2 separate regions of the Homo sapiens genome follow, and region 1 is linked to region 2. A link is a loop called in an ENCODE intact Hi-C map of the cell type or tissue named here. Cell type or tissue: left lung. All regions are shown on one strand. Links, peaks and the distances in the headings refer to the core of each region. The heading gives the core; the rest is flanking DNA. Region 1 overlaps LOC105376775 (a long non-coding RNA gene). Region 2 holds the start of ADAMTS18 (ADAM metallopeptidase with thrombospondin type 1 motif 18).

Region 1 (8,473 bases), core at 312-8,311, 61 kb before region 2:
CTGCCCGCCTGTCCGTCCTTCCATCCTTCCTTCCTCCCCCGCCTCTGACTCTCTCTCTCTCTCCTTCTTTCTTTCTTTTCTCCCTACCCTTCCCTCCCTTCCCCTCTCCTCCCCTCCCCTCCCCTCCCCTTCCCTTCCCTTTCTTTCCAGACAGGGTCTCGCTCTGTTACGCAGGGCGGAGTGCAGTGGTGCGTAATCTTGGCTCACTGCAACCTCCACCTCCCAACTTCAAGTGACTCTCCTGCCCCAGTCTCCCAAATACCTGGAATTACAGGTGTACGCCACCACGCCTGGCTAATTTTTGTATTTTTAGTAGAGATGGCGTTTCACCATGTTGGTCAGGCTGGTCTTGAACTCCTGACCACAAGTGATCCACCACCTTGGCCTCCCAAAGTGCTGGGATTACAGGCGTGAGCCATTGCACCCCCAGCCGTGTGCGCCCCCAGCCATGGCAAGCTTTTTAGAATCTTCCAGATGGGGATAAATATTCCTCCTCTGTGCTTTGATAGCCCCTTGGTTTTACCCCTTTATAAAATGTATTCATAACTCTTAAGGCAATTGATTATTTTTCCTCGTAAACCGAATGAAAGAGAATCTGTTTTCAGAAAGAACCTGTTGGATACATGCAGAAGAAAGATAAGAGTCTAGAAAATATCTTGGGATGTTGAGTCAGAGTTTGAATGCTGCTTTCTAGCTGTGTGATCTTTGGGACATTACTTAATGTCTCTAAATCTGCTTTCTCATTTTTAAAATGATGACAGTGCCACCTTATTTGTAGGACTGCTGTAAAGTTTGAAAGGAGATAACGGGCAAAACATACCTGATAGATGTTATTCATAAATATTGAATACCTATTTACATGGAAGGGGAAGCAGCAATGTTAAAGACAGCAACTTGCTCTTGACAGAGATAAAGAAAACACAGTCCTCAAATATGGACATTATGAAAGCTAATCAAAGGTGTCACAAAAATAAGTTCCACTTTTTGAGCACCTACTGAAGGCCTGCAAATGATGAGCTTTATATACATCGTCTCATTAATTCTCACAGTTATCTTGCAAGATAGAAACTGCCATCTTCATTCTATACCTAAGGAAACAGTCTCATGAAGAGTGTGCAACTGTCTCAAGGCTACAAAAGTTGCAGACTAAGACTTTGAGTTTACGTTTGTTTAGCTTATTGTGTCACAACTGGGTGGTTTTTTTTTTTTACCACCCCTCTCCAAGGGAACTGTGGAAATATCTGCAGACACTTTTCATTGTTACCAACTGGGTGATGGGGTGCTATTAGTATGTGGGTTGAGGCCAGTGGTGCCACTAAACATGCTACTATGTACAGGGCATTCCTACAGGAAAGAAATAGCCAGCCCCAAATTTTGATAATGCTGAGGTGAACAAACCTGGTCTAGTATTTTTGCTTCAAAGTTTCCCTTTTTCATCTTAAAGTATTCCATTAATGTGGTTTTGATGATATGGAGTCATGTAAGAGGCTAGTGGCATTTCAGAAAAGCCTTGTGCGAGCATACTCATATAACTCAATTCCCTATACAAAGTGATAGAAATGGCCACATAGACATTTATGCCCTGAACAACCCACTTAGAACTTTGACCTGCCCATGCTTCAATAACTTCACAACCACAAATCTTAGAAATGGGAGGAATATGGAGGGTTGGGAGCAGAAAGAATGCAGAGGTCACACCCAAGATGAGTTCTCACACTGCTATAAATAACTACCTTAGATGGAGTAATTTATGACGAATAGAGGTTTAATTGACTCACAGTTCTACAGGAAGCATGACTGGGAGGCCTCAGGAAACTTACAATCATGGCAGAAGGGGAAGGGGAAGCAAGCACCTTCTTCACATGGCAGCAGGAGAGAGAGAGCACACTAGGAGGAAGTGCCACGGACTTTTAAACTATCAGATCTTGTGAAAATTCACTACTATGAGAGCAGCAAGGGGGAAATCAGCCCCTATGATCCAGTCACCTCCCACCAGGTCCCTCTTCCAGTTTGACACGAGATTTGGGTGGGGACACAAATCCAAACCATATCACAACCCTCGCTCCACTTAGGAGCTGGTTGTCTTTGGGAAATGGAGCTGATCTCCCAAGATATATTTTTTACATCTATAAAATGGGAATATTAAAGACTGCCTCAAAGAAATGAGTCAGGATTATGTGAAGCCATGTAGTATGATATTTTGTTGAAGGATGTGGCACCTCCTGGGTATACAATGTTATCCTCCAAAGAAACCTCTTGGAATGTGGTTGTTTGTTCATCCTCTGCATGTAAGTAGCAGAAACTTTTCTTTTTTTAACCCAAGGGGTTGACTGCAGAGCCTGTGCTATTTTGCCTCCCCTTTCTACCTTCCCAGCATTCACTTCTGGCTGATAGAATTGTTACCTCTCAAGTTCATAATGCCAACCTTCCCACCCCTACTACTCAACAGAATGGTGACAAATGGTGCTTCACACGGGTAGTATCCCTCAGGTTATTTTCCCACTTACACCTGTCACCACCCTTCTTCCTGCTCCTGAGTAGAAATGTTACTGCTCACAATGAAGCAGCAGGAGACTCCCTGAGCGAGAAAGGACACTAAGGACACTTGGTCCCTTCCAAGGCTCTGGTTTTGCCTATTAGGTATTCCATTGAATTAGCTCTGCTTTCACATATGAGGTATTCAGTTAAGCAAAATCCCACTTTTCTAACACCTCTCACATGCCAAAGCCTTTGCTAAGCACTTTATATGCCTTAGTTTATCATGGCGCTCAATAAGACTTCAACAAATATTTGTTAATAGTTGTATGAATGCAATAGTCTTACGAAAGAAGAATCACACATTCTTATGATACAGAGTCTCAGAGTCACACAGGAACTGTGGGGAAGACCAGCCATAGGACACCAGTTGTCTAATTTCAAAGCCCACAGTATGTGTGTGTGTGTGTGTGACAGGTTCTCCATGCAGTGGCACAATCTTGGCTCACTGCAGCCTCTGCCTCCCAGTTTCAAGCAATTCCCCTGCCTCAGTCTCCCAAGTAGCTGGGATTACAGGCATGCGCCACCATGCCTGGCTTAATTTTGTAGTTTTTGGTAGAGACAGGATTTCAACATGTTGGCCGGGCTGGTCTGGAACTCCTGACCTCAAGTGATCTGCCTGTCTCGGTCTCCGAAACTGATGGGATTACAGGCATGAGCCACCGCACCTGGTCCAAAGCCCACATTCTTAACCAAGACAAAATACTAACATACAGTAAAAGAAATGTCCTGCCTGCACCAGGACCTGCTGATGTTAAGAGTCATTCTAGACTGCTGGCTGTACGCACATCCCAATTTTTTTGATTTATGAAAAATATCTCCTCATCCACATATGCGACAGGTATTTATTGAACTTCTGCTATGTTCCTGGTGATGTGTTGGTCCATACAAGAGTAAAAAAAACAGACTAAAACTCCTGCTCACATACAGTTTACATGACAGTGAGGTGGGAGGTGATGATCCTTAGACAAATAAACAAATTATAATAGATGAATATTGAGTGTTACCAAGGAGATGAGTGGGCTACCCAGGTAGAGATTAAAGCTATTTAGGGGGAGGCATCACAGAGGAGACAATATTTTTAAAATGACCCTGAAGAACGAGAAGTCAGCTGTGCAAAAACCCTGGGAAGTATGTCCCAGGCTGCAGGAGCAACGTGTGCAAAAGCCCTAAGGCCAGAAAGGCCTGGTATGCCTGAAGTGTAGAGGGCAAAAGAGAGAGTACAGATGCGTGAAGATGCCATTATTCTGATTTTTTTCTTTTTGAGTCAGAGTCTTGCTCTGTCATTCAGACTGGAGTGCAGTGGCACAATCTTGACTCACTGCAACCTCTGCCTTCCAGGTTCACATGATTCTCCTGCCTCAGCCTCCCAAGTAGCTGGAATTACAAGTGCCCACCACCACATCCGGCTAATTTTCATATATATATATATTTTTTTTTTTTTAGTAGAAATGAGGTTTCACCATGCTGGTCAGACTGGTCTCAAATTCTTGACCTCTGAGCTGAAGTGATCTGCTCACCTCGGCCTCCCAAAGTGCTGGGATTATAGGTGTGAGCCACCACGCCCGGCCTCTGTTTTTTTTTAATTGTAATAGATGAAAGACAACTACATGAAAGAAATAGATAAACTTGGACACTTTATTAATAATAACTGATGTTGTTCGAGTAGTACTCAAACCCTAACCCCTGGCACTTCTGAATGTGAACTTATTTGGAAATAGGGTCTTTGCAGGTGTAGTTGAGATGTAAGTTAAGATGAGGTCATACTGGAGTAGGGTGGGCCCTGAATCCAATATGACTTACGTCCTGATATAAAGAGAGGAAATACATCTGTGTGTCTATCTGATAGACACACACAGAGAAGAGAATGCCACGTGAAGACAGGGACATACGGGGAAGACAGCCATGTGATGAAGGAGGCGGAGACTGGAATTATGCAGCTGCAAGATTTCCTTTGGTGTTCCTTGCTAAGAGATGCTAGGAGAGAGAGGATGGTTCTGCCAGCACCTTAGACTTTAGACTTTTAGCCTCTAGAAATGTGAGGGAATATACTTCTGTGTTTAAAGCCAGCCAGTTTGTTGTAGTTGTTAGGGCAGTCCTAGAAAAGTAATACAGTCACTCATTAGTTATAACATCTCTCTCAATTGATCACAATCTATCTGCCCTCCCAAAAGGGGTCCATAGAGATTCCTCCCTGAAATGGACTTTGTCAGAGGGCAAGATACCTTGGAAATTGACAGTCCCAGTGTCCTAGCAGCTACATAAGAATGGACAGGCTCATATTTACAGCCTGGCCTCCATCCTGACTGCAGCACGAACTGAGGAACTGGTTATATCTCTTGGCTGAGCAAAAGGCATTCTCACTTCCTAAACTTATGGGCGTCTTGTCTTCCTTCGTTCCAAAAGAATGAGGGACCTGGGTCACTCCCAGGTCCTCATAGCTCCTGTAATTGCAAAAAAGAAAAAAAATGGGGTTATGCAGACTGCACTCTCTCTGTGGGGAGGTTTGGATTACCCCAACATGGACTTCAGATGATTAGAGAAAAAAATAAAGTTTAATTTGCCCCAGAGTGGTTCTTTGCTTGAACAAGTGTTCCTCATTAACCAAACAAGGGTGTTGGTTTTTTTTTAAATTTTTTATTTTCACCCTGAGTGGCAATTACCTTTTCTTACTAGCACAAAGTTCTCTATCTAAAAAAATGTTTTAAATAATCAAAAGGAAATATATTCCAAGGATAGTGATGAATTTCTGAGTGGCAGGAGGAAGATGGAATCTCGCGGGGATGGTGATGATGAGCAAGGATTTGGATAGACATGTACCCCAGCTCTGTAACCTGGATGAGCTGGTTCCCTTTCTGAGAGCAATAATTCCTTATTTGTAGAGTTATTGTTGATATGCAATGAAATAATACATAAGACTCTCAGAAGTGTGTCATTCTTAAGTCAGATGTTATTACTCTAGCTCGGTGCCCTCATTGTATAGATACATGGTGGCCCAGGGAATGATGGTGTTGATTCAGGACCAGGACCTGGTGAGAATGACTTGCTACCTATCCAAGACATTTCCTAGGTTTCATCGCCTAAGGATGTGCATGGTGCCCGAGAACTCTCTCGTGTGCCACAGGAGGGCATGTAGACTTTGTTCTAGGGCCAGAAGATACATAGGAAGATATTCATTTGGATCTCTCTGCCCATTTCCAGCTTATCCAGGAAGCTTCCTCTGGTGGGGTCTGAGATTTTACCCGACTTGCCAGCTAACAAGTGAGTCTCCCAAGCTTTTATGGATGTTGGCAGAAGATGTGAGACTCCTGGGTCAGTGACAAAGGGCTTTATTAATCCCAGTACAGCAAGTAGCCTGCACTTCACATTTGTGTCAGCTGTCCTCACCTGTCTCCTACAGGACAACGCATAACTGTAGGGAGAGTCACAAATGGGGAACCCCAGGCTGGGAGAACCTGAATCTTTACTATGGGACAGCAACCATGCCTGCCTATGGCTCCAGAGGGAGATAATATTTCTACCTTCCAAGCCTGTTTGTTACATAGCCTTAAAATCTATGGTGGAAAAAATATAGAGTTTGGAACTGGGTGTAGCTGGGTTTGCTGACACTAAACCTTTGGTCTGCTTCTGCTTCATTATGAAACCATGGGCAAGTGACTTACTATCTCTGCACCTCAATTTTTTTTAGTCTGCGAAATGGAGGTAAGAATGCCTATCTCAGAGGATGAAGATAAGTTTGGCATATTACAGACACTTAAAAAGAATAACACCTACATTTTCTAATCTGCTATGGCATGTGATTGTGTTCTTGCCATGGCTCCGTCAGAAGAGGAGCATAAACATTATTTTGAGTGCCTTTGTCTCTGCATAGAAGGTACCAGGATAGAGGCCAGCAGAGGATGAGTGACATATTTTGATCAAAGTTGCACAAATAGAAGCTTGATTTCCCCAAGCTTCCCTCTGAGCTTCTTGAGAAGGAAGAGTTGTATCTCAGCCCAGTGGGTGGTTTATGAACAGGCCAACTTCTCCTCGACCTGAAGTCAGGCAAATTTTTTGACTTTCAGATAGAGCTCGTATCTTATGACCTGTGCATATTCCTTGTGTTTTCCATTCTGGCTTCTGTTAATGTAATGCAAGACGCTTTCCACACTCCACCCTGCTTCTCCCTGGACGACTTCCTGCATCACCTTTGCCTCCCCAAGACCTAGTCTCAGATTTTCTTCCTTGGCTGCTGCCTTTACTGTTTAGGCAAACCATGATCACCATCAGTACCTCCTCCACCTTCCTTCTCAGCAAGTCTTTGTCTTCCTCTATGCCAAATGAGCATTTGGGGGCATGGAGTCCAACTTCTTCCTCCACGTGTGGCTCAAAGAAGTTGGGTAGCTGAATTCCTCCTGGTGGCCTCACTTCTGCTTTGCTAATTTTTATTGTTTTGGACTTCTCAGGCAGGGAAAACAAACAAAGTCCTTGGCTCCTGGAGGGATCCATAGTCCAGAAGGGTTAGAGGGCTGCTAAAGATCAGGGCTTTGATTCTACCCACATTCCAATGAGGAGTGGACCTGCCCCTGGAGTATAACATCTCTTTCCCCAGATTCCTGATTGCCCTGCTGGCTGGTGGCTGCATGTGGAAAGAATGAGGCAGCTCCTCATGTCAAAATCTCTTTTTCTGAGATGTAGCTGTTCTGTACTGTAAGATCCCTTTTTATGATGATTTTTGAATGCTGGTAGTGATGGAGAAAGAAAAAATCTGTTCATTAAAACAAAATTAGGCTGGGCACAGCAGCTCACGCCTGTAATCCTGGCACTTTGGGAGGCCGAAGCAGGCAGATCACCTAACATCAGGAGTTCAAGAAATAACATGGCCAGCATGGTGAAACTCCATCTCTGCTAAAAATACAAAACTTAGCTGGATGTGGTGGTATGTGCCTGAAATTTGAGCTACTCGGGAGCCTGAGGCAGAATAATCACTTGAACCCTGGTGGCGGAGGTTGCAGTGAGCCGAGATTGTGCCACTGCACTCAGCCTGAGTGACAGGGTGAGACTGTCTCAAAAAAAAAAAATCATCATCATCATCATCATCATCATCATCACTTATCTTGTCTGTTCACCCAATCCATTCCTCTATCTATCAATCTATCATCTATCTCTATATTGGACGTCGTATTTCAGATGACCTAAATCTTACAGATTAAAACTGCAGCATTGAGGATGAAAGTCTGTATATTCTGGTTGTGTTCTTTCTTGATGAGGACAGTCTGCCTAGTCCAAACGTTTATTGGAATTAATTAGTTTGCGACTTATAGAAAATCCTGGTCTCTTCTGCCTCACAAGTAATATCTGTTCTATGGCTTTCTGATCAGTACTGGCAACTATTCATTGACCATTTAGAATGTCAATATTAGAATAATATTAGAAGTCTTATTCCGAAACTTTTATTAATTGGAAGGTTTTTTCCCCCTCTCCTTCAAGAAGAAAGTCTACTTTTGTTTAAGGAAAGCATACAAAGTAGTTTTAAGGCCAGGGTATTTCCCCGTTCTCTTGTCAGTGAAAGCAGGGGACGTTACGATAGATTTCACATTACCAGGTTTTCTCACAAGAGGAGGAAATGCCAAAAAACATAAGCGGGCACTGGGAAGCAGAGAGCCTCAGCAACAGGTGGGAGGACCCACTGCAGAAGTGGGAGCAGGAAAAACAGAGGGCACAGCAGCAGTCCTGAAGGATGTCAGGCCTTTATTGGAACAGTACTGGGTGCTGGTTGCAGGGTCACAGGATAAGCCTGAAATCTCGTTTTCTAAGCAGGGTCTTTGAGTAGAGTCAGATCATTAAGTATTGAACTGAAGGCTCCTGAAATCCCCTTTACAGTGTCTCTGAAGTGATCATAGATCCTGGGGTGGGCTCACGTGGACTCTGTTACACAGACAGAAAGGGCATGAGGATT
Region 2 (8,473 bases), core at 277-8,276:
AACTTAAAAGCTACTTTGCAGTTTATAACTCCAAGACTGGAGCATGGGCTCATGATTCTCTGTCACCATCTAGAGACAATTTATACATATTGCAGGGCCAGTTCCTGGAAAACTACGTATAAAATCATCCCAGAAGTTATGGCTTTGCAAGTATTTATCAGCCCTAAAAAAGAGACTAGACATCTACAAATGAATGGAACTGCAAGTTTTTATCTTCCAGGTCTAGAACTATGCAAGAAATGAGTCTCAGTTTCTGTGCCCAATCATGGAGGACTTGAATCTGTGGAGAGCAAAGATTGACTGGGGTATGGAAGAAGAGCTGTAAAATCAGTTAAGGATAAACTACTTACATTAGGTTCAAGAGGAGCCCTCTAGACTCTCAAAAAAAAATGGGCACTCAACAAAAAAATGTCACAGAATAGGACTGGGAATCTGTACTATTTATCCAGGTTCTCACCTAGGGGAATTTTACCCACCAGGAAACATTTGGAAATCTCACAACATTTTGTTGCATTTTGGGGGCTGCTACTGGCATTTAGTGAAGTAGAGGCCAGAAATGCTGCTAAACATCCTATGTTTATAATGTACAGGATGATAGCCCCTACCACAAATGATTATCCAGCCCAAATCTCAGTACTGCTGAGATTGAGAAATTCCACAATTGAGCATAGAGCATAGTTAAGGGTTGTTCTCCGAGACTTCAGCCCTGACCATGGCAAGTAACCTATATTGTTAGCCCTAAAAGAGGAGGATCAGAAAAATATGGACAATTTCATGCAAATGTATCTTAATGGAGAGACACAAATCAGGGCCATGGTTATTTTTAGCTGAGTGTGGACAAGCCCTTCACCCTCCAGGTTCCGTCAGTGTTCACCTGATGATGTCGCTGACAGTGCTGTCAATCCCAGTCTCCTGTTTTATTCAGTCCGTTGCTTGGTGATGTGACCTCCAGCAGTGTTTTACTGCATGTCTTTGATGTCCAGTTTCCTCTTGTGTCCAGTTCTTCATGGAATCATATGAAGCACTTAAGTCACTTGTGTCTGAATCACCCACAAGTGCTTACTACAAATGCATGCTTGGGCCCTACACCAAATCCATGGAATCAGAATCACAGTGCTTCATGGCCTGGAAATCTGCATTTTTAAGCTAGCATTACAGGTGATTTTGACGTATATTCAAGTTTGACACAGGATGTATGAAATAACAGAAATACACCATCACTTCTTAAAGTCCACTTATAATGTGCTTTGAAAAATATATTCACTTACCCCTCAGGCTATCCTTTTGATGTAGCATGTTGATTCCTATTTTACAGATTATAAAACAGAGGCCACAGAGCTTAACCAGATTAAGTAGGGAAACCCAAATGATTTGTTTAGCCCTGATGTTCTGTGAGGCTTAGCTTCATGTTCCTTAGGCAGACACATCACCTTCTCTGCCGCTACAGCCTGGGTTTACCTCTTCCCAGCTGCATTCCATAAAACCGACTATGTGTATTGAGCTATCACTTAATCGAGGCTTGACATAGACCTCATGTTAACTACTTCAGTACCCACAGGACTGAGCAGAGTAATACATCTACTTCCACTACCACTACCCTGGTCCAAGCAAGACACTGTCATTGTACCCCTTCATGCCAGCAACAGCTGCGTGGTTTGTTTCTCTCTGACCCTGCCTCAGCTCGTCCAATCCCTACACTCGCTCAAAAAATGGTTCACATTTTTTTATTATTGGATATGATGTTGCCTCCTACACATACACAAACCCACATTCATTTAAATCTAATGGTTTCCAACATGCTTCGCCCCAGCTTACAAGGTCCAGCTGACCCAGCAACTGCTGTGTTTGCTTCTTCCTCTGGCCTGTAACACTTTTCACGTGGCAATCACTTAACTACCTTGAGACCTTCACTTATGCTGTGCCCCCTGTCCTAACATGCAAGATCCTACTCCCCTCTTCCCTTATAAAACCGATCCACTCTCTCTGGCCTTATTTTAAGTGTCAGCTCCTAACAGATGCCTTGCACGTGTATGTATGCGTGTGTGTGTGTATATATATGTGTGTGTGTATATATACACCCACACACACACACACACACACACACACACACACACATCTTATCCCATCTAAATTAGATTCTGCTGCCATCTAATTTAGGAGACTATTCTTTTCCTTTTTAGTATTTGTGTTCATTTTGCTTCTATTACCGTTGTCGAGCTATCCAATCAGATTCGTTTCCACTGGCCCGTGAGACTGTATTTTGTTCACCTCTGCAAACAGGGATCAAAGGATCAAATAAATGTCTTGAGTAAACGAACAGGCACACAGCAAACTGGATGCACATTCCTAGTGATGGCGTGCGCTGTTTGTTATAACTGATTTCTGTGGGTTTGGGTATCTGGGGCCAAGATTCAATCTCGAAGAGTGGGAAGCACGGTCACGTCAAGAAGAGAGAGAGAGATCCGGGAGAAGAGGGAGGCCCCCGCGTGCCATGAGTTTTTACATGCTGCAGACAGTGACAGCTCATTGTTCTGGTCCTCCCGGCTGCCTCAGATTTGCTGACTCTGGGAAGCTAGGTCAGCTTGTGCGCATCTGAGCCTCCTTTTCCTCATCTTTATCAAGGAATTAATAATTCCCACCTGAAAAAGGTAGGGCCTGAGGCAAATGCGATACAGCAGGGGATAGCTCCCAGCACTTAGGAGGTGTTGAGGACGCTATCTTGACTCTTTGCCAGAAGAGTTGAAAATGAGAAGTCTGCACAGGCAGCGAAAAAGTCGCGCCACTCACCTGAGCCTTTCGTCTTCCGAACTCATCTCCCAGTGCGCTTAAATTACGTTTTCCAAGCCTGACCCTGGGCGCTCCCCTCCTTCTCATGGCGGTCGGTCCCTCCCTCCCTATCACTCCCACCCAGCCTCCCCGCCCCCTTCGCCCCCTCCCTCAGAGCTGGAGCCGGGAATCCCACGCCCTTGCACCAGCCCGGGGGCTCGGACGAGCCCGGGAGCCGCTGGTCGCCAATCACCGCGCGGTGGAGAGGCGGGCGCTCGGCTCCGGCGCGCTGGGGGAGCCAGCTGGCGCTGTCTTCCCCATCGCCTCAGACGCTCACACCGACACAGACAGACGCACAGACGGGCGGGCAGACACCGACAGTCTCCCAACCGTTTGCGCTCCAGTCCCGGCCCAGGGAGCCCCCCGTACCCTCTGGGGTGCCGCAAACTGCAGCTCGGCAGGCCCGCGCCGGGAGAAGGGAGGGCGCGCAGGCGGCCGGAGGAGGGGAGGTCCCAGCGCGCCCCCGCTGCGATGTGAACGGCGGCGGCTCTCACCTGGAGCCGCACCTGGGGCGCCGAGCTCCGGGGCCGCGGAAAGAATGCGCGCCGCCCGTGCGCTCCGCCTGCCGCGTCTGGCCACCCGCAGCCGCCGCGTCCGCACCTGACCATGGAGTGCGCCCTCCTGCTCGCGTGTGCCTTCCCGGCTGCGGGTTCGGGCCCGCCGAGGGGCCTGGCGGGACTGGGGCGCGTGGCCAAGGCAGGTGCCGCCGAGCGGAGCTCCGAGAGCGGGTGGCAGGGGGCGCCCGACGCCAGCCCCGCCGCGCCCCTCACGCGCGATGTCACCTTTTCTCTTGCAGGCGCTCCAGCTGTGCTGCCTCTGCTGTGCGTCGGTCGCCGCGGCCTTAGCCAGTGACAGCAGCAGCGGCGCCAGCGGATTAAATGATGGTTCGTATTTGCCCCCCATCCCCAAGAAGGGCCTTTCGCAGCACTTTGACCCTTCCTTCCCCCAAAGAGAGAAAAGATGGAAAAGCGCACCCCCTAACCTGGCAGGTGTGCGCTGTCTTGGAAATGGTTCCTGTTTGGAGAGGGGGGAAGGTTGGCAAGGACTGAACTTATCAAAAGAATCAACGCCCCGAGCTGCAAGTCACATAAAAGCAAATACTCTCCCTCCTTCACAGGTGGCTTGTTAAGAAGAACAAGAAAAAAAAAAAAATCCTAACTGCAGTGAGAAATTCGAAGGGAAGTGGACATTAACTAAGGAATTACTTATTTCCTCCCTCTCCTAACTCTTGTTGGGGGAAGCTAATTCTTAGTGGGAGATGAAAGAATGTGAGCCTCTTTCCTCTCTCCATCTTTCCTCATTTTTCTCTCGACTTCTGTTCCTTTTCTATCTCTTCTTTTTTTTTCATTTCTGCTTCCCTTGTTTTACGGATGTCTAAGGCTGCTTTTAGAGAGAGGAAAGCAGGTGACTTCAGGTCTCTGAGTCCTTTATCTATCTTTTCTGACGTTCGCCAGCCACAAACTTCCAGAAAATCCCTCACTTCTGACATTTATTAACTTCCCAGTGGAGCCCAGAGGGAAATCCTTGTTTTGATTGTTTCCCATCAGCTACAGGAGAACAGCTGATTCCTGACGCAAGGTGTCTAGGAAAACCTTACAGCTCAACCTGGATTCTTTAGAATTCTGTAATTTTTAGTTTTGCAAGGTTATCTCCTTTTCTTGTCAGGGGAATGGGGAGTGGGGCAGGATGGAGTCATGGAGAAGGGATTCACCTTTTGTCCAAACAGAGAGGCTGCAGTTTCTAAAACCACCCCTCATTCTTATATCAGGATCAGATGGCTGGAGGCCACGTCCGACCCAGCCACAACCTTGTAAGGACCTCACCCTTACTCACCTCCTGAAGTGGTCAATCAGAGATCACTCTTTACAGGGGACACTGACTGCCCTTCTTCCATCAAGAACCGAATGTAACCGACAGCCTGTTATTCTCCCCTTGGAAACAAGCTGGTAGCAGGTGTCTGGGGCCGTTTGATGGCTGGTTCCATAGAAGGCTGGCTGGATAACGTTCCTACAGAGCCTTCCAAGTAAGAGCAGGCAGAGTTTCAGATGATTTGGGACAAGAAGGTGAGACACAGACTTCCTGCATATGTCAGGAATCTTTTTCATAGTTAAGTTTTAGTTTGACAGAAGGAGAAGGTAGACTTTCTCTAAGAAATTGCACATAATCAAGAGCCACATCCCTTTAAAGCAATGTATCAGATTTTTAAGAGAAGAAAAATATTGTATGTCTGGCTCAGATTTTCAAGGTTAAGAGAGGGGAAAAACTTTTCCCCCCATTATTGTAAAATATGTATGTCAATTATACAGCATTTTTAGTTAAAGGAGGGAGTCAAGAAGAAAAATGGGAGTGGGAGGACATAAAGAATATAAAAATGAAAGCTGCCCAAGGAATAAGTCACAGATGGTTCATAAACAGAAGAAAATTATTGTCTATTGTGGAGAATTCTTTTTTAATGTGAGCCTAATTAGGCCATCACTCATTGATCTTTGCTAGCTACAGGGGCTCCACTATTCCTTAGTTTTTTTTTTTTTATTGGAGGAGGGGGAAGGTTGTTGACTGTTTAGGGAAAAGAGAAATTTCTCTTCCTTTTCCTCCTCCAGTAACTGGGGACCCAAGTGACTCAAACATACCTCGTCATTATTCAACAGCTTTCTAAACACTTTCCAAAGTAGTTTCCCATTCTGTGCCTTGAAAGTGGAAATGCAGGCTGTTTTTTAATGCACAGAGGGCATATTCCAAATCATTTTGTGGGATGATGCTTTTCAGCTTCAATGTTTGGTGAAAGAAAACAGTGTGCTGGCTTTGCTTTTCAAATAGCAAATTGTATTTTAGCTCCTCCTCTTTGGAACATTCAGCAATTAGTACTGCTCTAGGGAGCAGTGGTGAAGGTATTTTTAAACATGCCTTTCCAGGTGTCCCCTGATCTGACACTCCCCCACCAACATGCCTGAGCAATTTTATACATCAGACTATATAGGAGGGTTCTGACAATTTTGAGGCATTTTTGTGCATGCACTGTATTTTATGCTTACAATTAAATGGGATCATCCCTGTGAAAGCTCACAGTAAAATGCTAAGGGTGATACAAGTGCTGGAGTTTTCTTATCACACATAAATAATATTGGAAAAATGAAAATGCTGTTGCTTGTTAATGATCTGAAATATCATCTGAGGCTACCCCACACTGTGAGTTAGGACTTGAAATGTAAACTCTGCCTCTGCCAAAATGTTCCCGATTCAGTTTAAGCACAGAGAAATTAACCTCCTTGAAGAAATTTCCCGATTTTGTAGTTTTATGTTTATTAACTTTATCTTCAAAAAAATTAAATTTTATATATATGAATGGTTCTGTGGCCAATATTATAAAAGGCCCAGACCATTAAACATCAAAAGAATGTTCTAAATCTCTCTCCAGACAATGAGAGGTGTTACATTTTTCCACAGACATCCATGAAATTCATCAAAATTGTGCTTGGCTTTCGGGCACCTGTAGAAATGACTGTGGCCGAGTTAGTTGTAGAGACAGGTCTTCTGCTGCCTGTGCTGCTCTGAATTATATTTGATCTAGGTGCAAGGCAATAGGAACAAAGATATCTTTGAGCTTTGTGTTGCTCTTTGCCAGCTTGCTGGAAAGAGACCATTTGGAATTGTGGGCTCTGGGTGCTGACAGCTGAACTTTTCCCATTGCAGATTACGTCTTTGTCACGCCAGTAGAAGTAGACTCAGCCGGGTCATATATTTCACACGACATTTTGCACAACGGCAGGAAAAAGCGATCGGCGCAGAATGCCAGAAGCTCCCTGCACTACCGATTTTCAGCATTTGGACAGGAACTGCACTTAGAACTTAAGCCCTCGGCGATTTTGAGCAGTCACTTTATTGTCCAGGTACTTGGAAAAGATGGTGCTTCAGAGACTCAGAAACCCGAGGTGCAGCAATGCTTCTATCAGGGATTTATCAGAAATGACAGCTCCTCCTCTGTCGCTGTGTCTACGTGTGCTGGCTTGGTAAGTACACCCCAGTCTGAGTTGAGCTCCCTCTTTCGTGTTTTGTGTAACTTGAATGAACAGATGTCTGCAATATAAATGCTCTTCCAGCCAACTCCACACATTCACACTGTCAGCCTTGATACTTCTAATATTCTCAATTGAATTAATCTAATGTGCTCCCAGAAAAAGAAAATATAATAGAACTTTAATTACCATTTAGAACAATCTTTTGATGTTTAATGGTCTGGGACTTTTCATTCTCCATGTTTGAGATGATCCCCAAGGAAATTAACTTGATGGATGCCATTCGCTTTGTAATGTCCCGGGAGACCAGGCATTCTATAAATCTAACAAGCTTCATGCGTCTACATGGCTTTGAAATGGGAAAACTGTATTTCAATGCGAAATTGCATTCAGCAGCACTGGTAAGATCAACCTTCACTTTGCTGAAGGGAGGCCTTTTGTCTTCTTTGAACTAATCTGTTGCTGGTGTCCTGCTCACATAAGACATCCTTTTAGAATGTGGGGTGCTGTGTTCCTGGGCTGGCAGGATTAAATGTGGCATTCAGGGAAGCAGAACCTTTTAAAAGCATTTGGGACCAGTGTTATTTCCTCCCTATGTAATCCTCATCTGCTGAGCACCAGGCCAAGAATATCAGTGTAAATGATACTCTTCTCAGGATTCAATCAAATATACGAGGCGGTAAATGTTGTTCTGGGTTGATTTCATTCTGTGTTGTGATTGAGAAGTGTCTTGAATTGACAGAAGAGTTTGTGTGTGTTGAGACACATGGTGATTGTGCTCTGGCATGGCCAGAAGAAGGAAAATGTGAGAAAGCCCAAGTGAGGATGTAGTGAGTAATGTACATGGTACATCATGGCACAAAGCAAGAGGGGTGGCTTGGGTACGGGTGAATGCGGACTCCCATGTTCTTTGTTAGTTGAAACTTTCAGTTACTTTTTAATTTTTTCCCCCTATTATGGCCTGAAATTTAGCTAAAACCTTTCATTACAACCACAATCACGGTATTCTTTCTTTGGTCTATTTAAAATGATGAACATGGCTCACCATTGACCTATATATTATAACATGGTTACATGCCCCTGTGTGTGCACACATGACTATATCTTGTTTTTTTGTTTGTTTGTTTGTTTGTTTGTTTTGTTGTGGCACATCTCCTTCTCTTTACTTAGCATCCCCTTTGTATTTCTCTTTCTTCTGTCTATTCCGGTGTCCTAAAGGAGGAGTTTACACAACCCACCGTAGTGGCTTAAACTATCCCATTCCACATACCAGTAGTTGAAAGCAGTCTGCCCAGGTTCTAATTCTCAGACCAGCATTTACTCATAGGACCTTAGACAAATTGTTTAACTCTGTGTTAAGTAGAGTTAACTATGCCTTAGTTTCTTTATTTCTAAGATGGGAATAACAAGAGTTTACATCACAGGGCAGTGGGGATTCAATTATTTCTTATGTGGAAAGTGCCATAGCAGTTCCTGGCAGGGAATAATTTCTCTATAGCTGTTCTATTTTCAGCAAAATTTAGCCTCCTCATGTTTAGCACTCTCAGGACTTCACTCTGTGAGTGATGGGAAATCTTATCAATTGTCTCAAATTAATAATCTCATAGTAATAGATTAATATTATCAAAATTTCA

The links. A loop is a pair of places that touch in the nucleus more often than their neighbours do. Peaks named below come from ENCODE experiments on the same cell type or tissue, not always from the same donor. Only the 100,000 strongest peaks of a DNase experiment are listed, where the experiment ranks them.
Region 1: it touches region 2 in a loop (5-fold over the local background); 2 of 110 quality-filtered maps call a loop at or near these places.

The regions. Positions count from the first base shown.
Region 1 is chr16:77,490,407-77,498,879 of GRCh38, reverse strand. All of the region lies in intron 1 of LOC105376775 (a long non-coding RNA gene), which reads left to right. Among named protein-coding and RNA genes, the nearest start is that of ADAMTS18, 60 kb to the right of the region's middle. In left lung, for the core only: no CTCF peak of the experiment used is centred there; no DNase peak of the experiment used is centred there.
Region 2 is chr16:77,429,655-77,438,127 of GRCh38, reverse strand. It overlaps ADAMTS18 (ADAM metallopeptidase with thrombospondin type 1 motif 18), which reads left to right and starts at 3,094. Exons shown (of 23, transcript NM_199355.4): 1 at 3,094-3,522; 2 at 3,623-3,710; 3 at 6,517-6,833. The coding sequence starts at 3,433. RefSeq lists an enhancer at 2,898-3,398. In left lung, for the core only: no CTCF peak of the experiment used is centred there; DNase peaks (open chromatin) are centred at 3,112 and 3,292; H3K27me3 peaks cover 5,435 bases.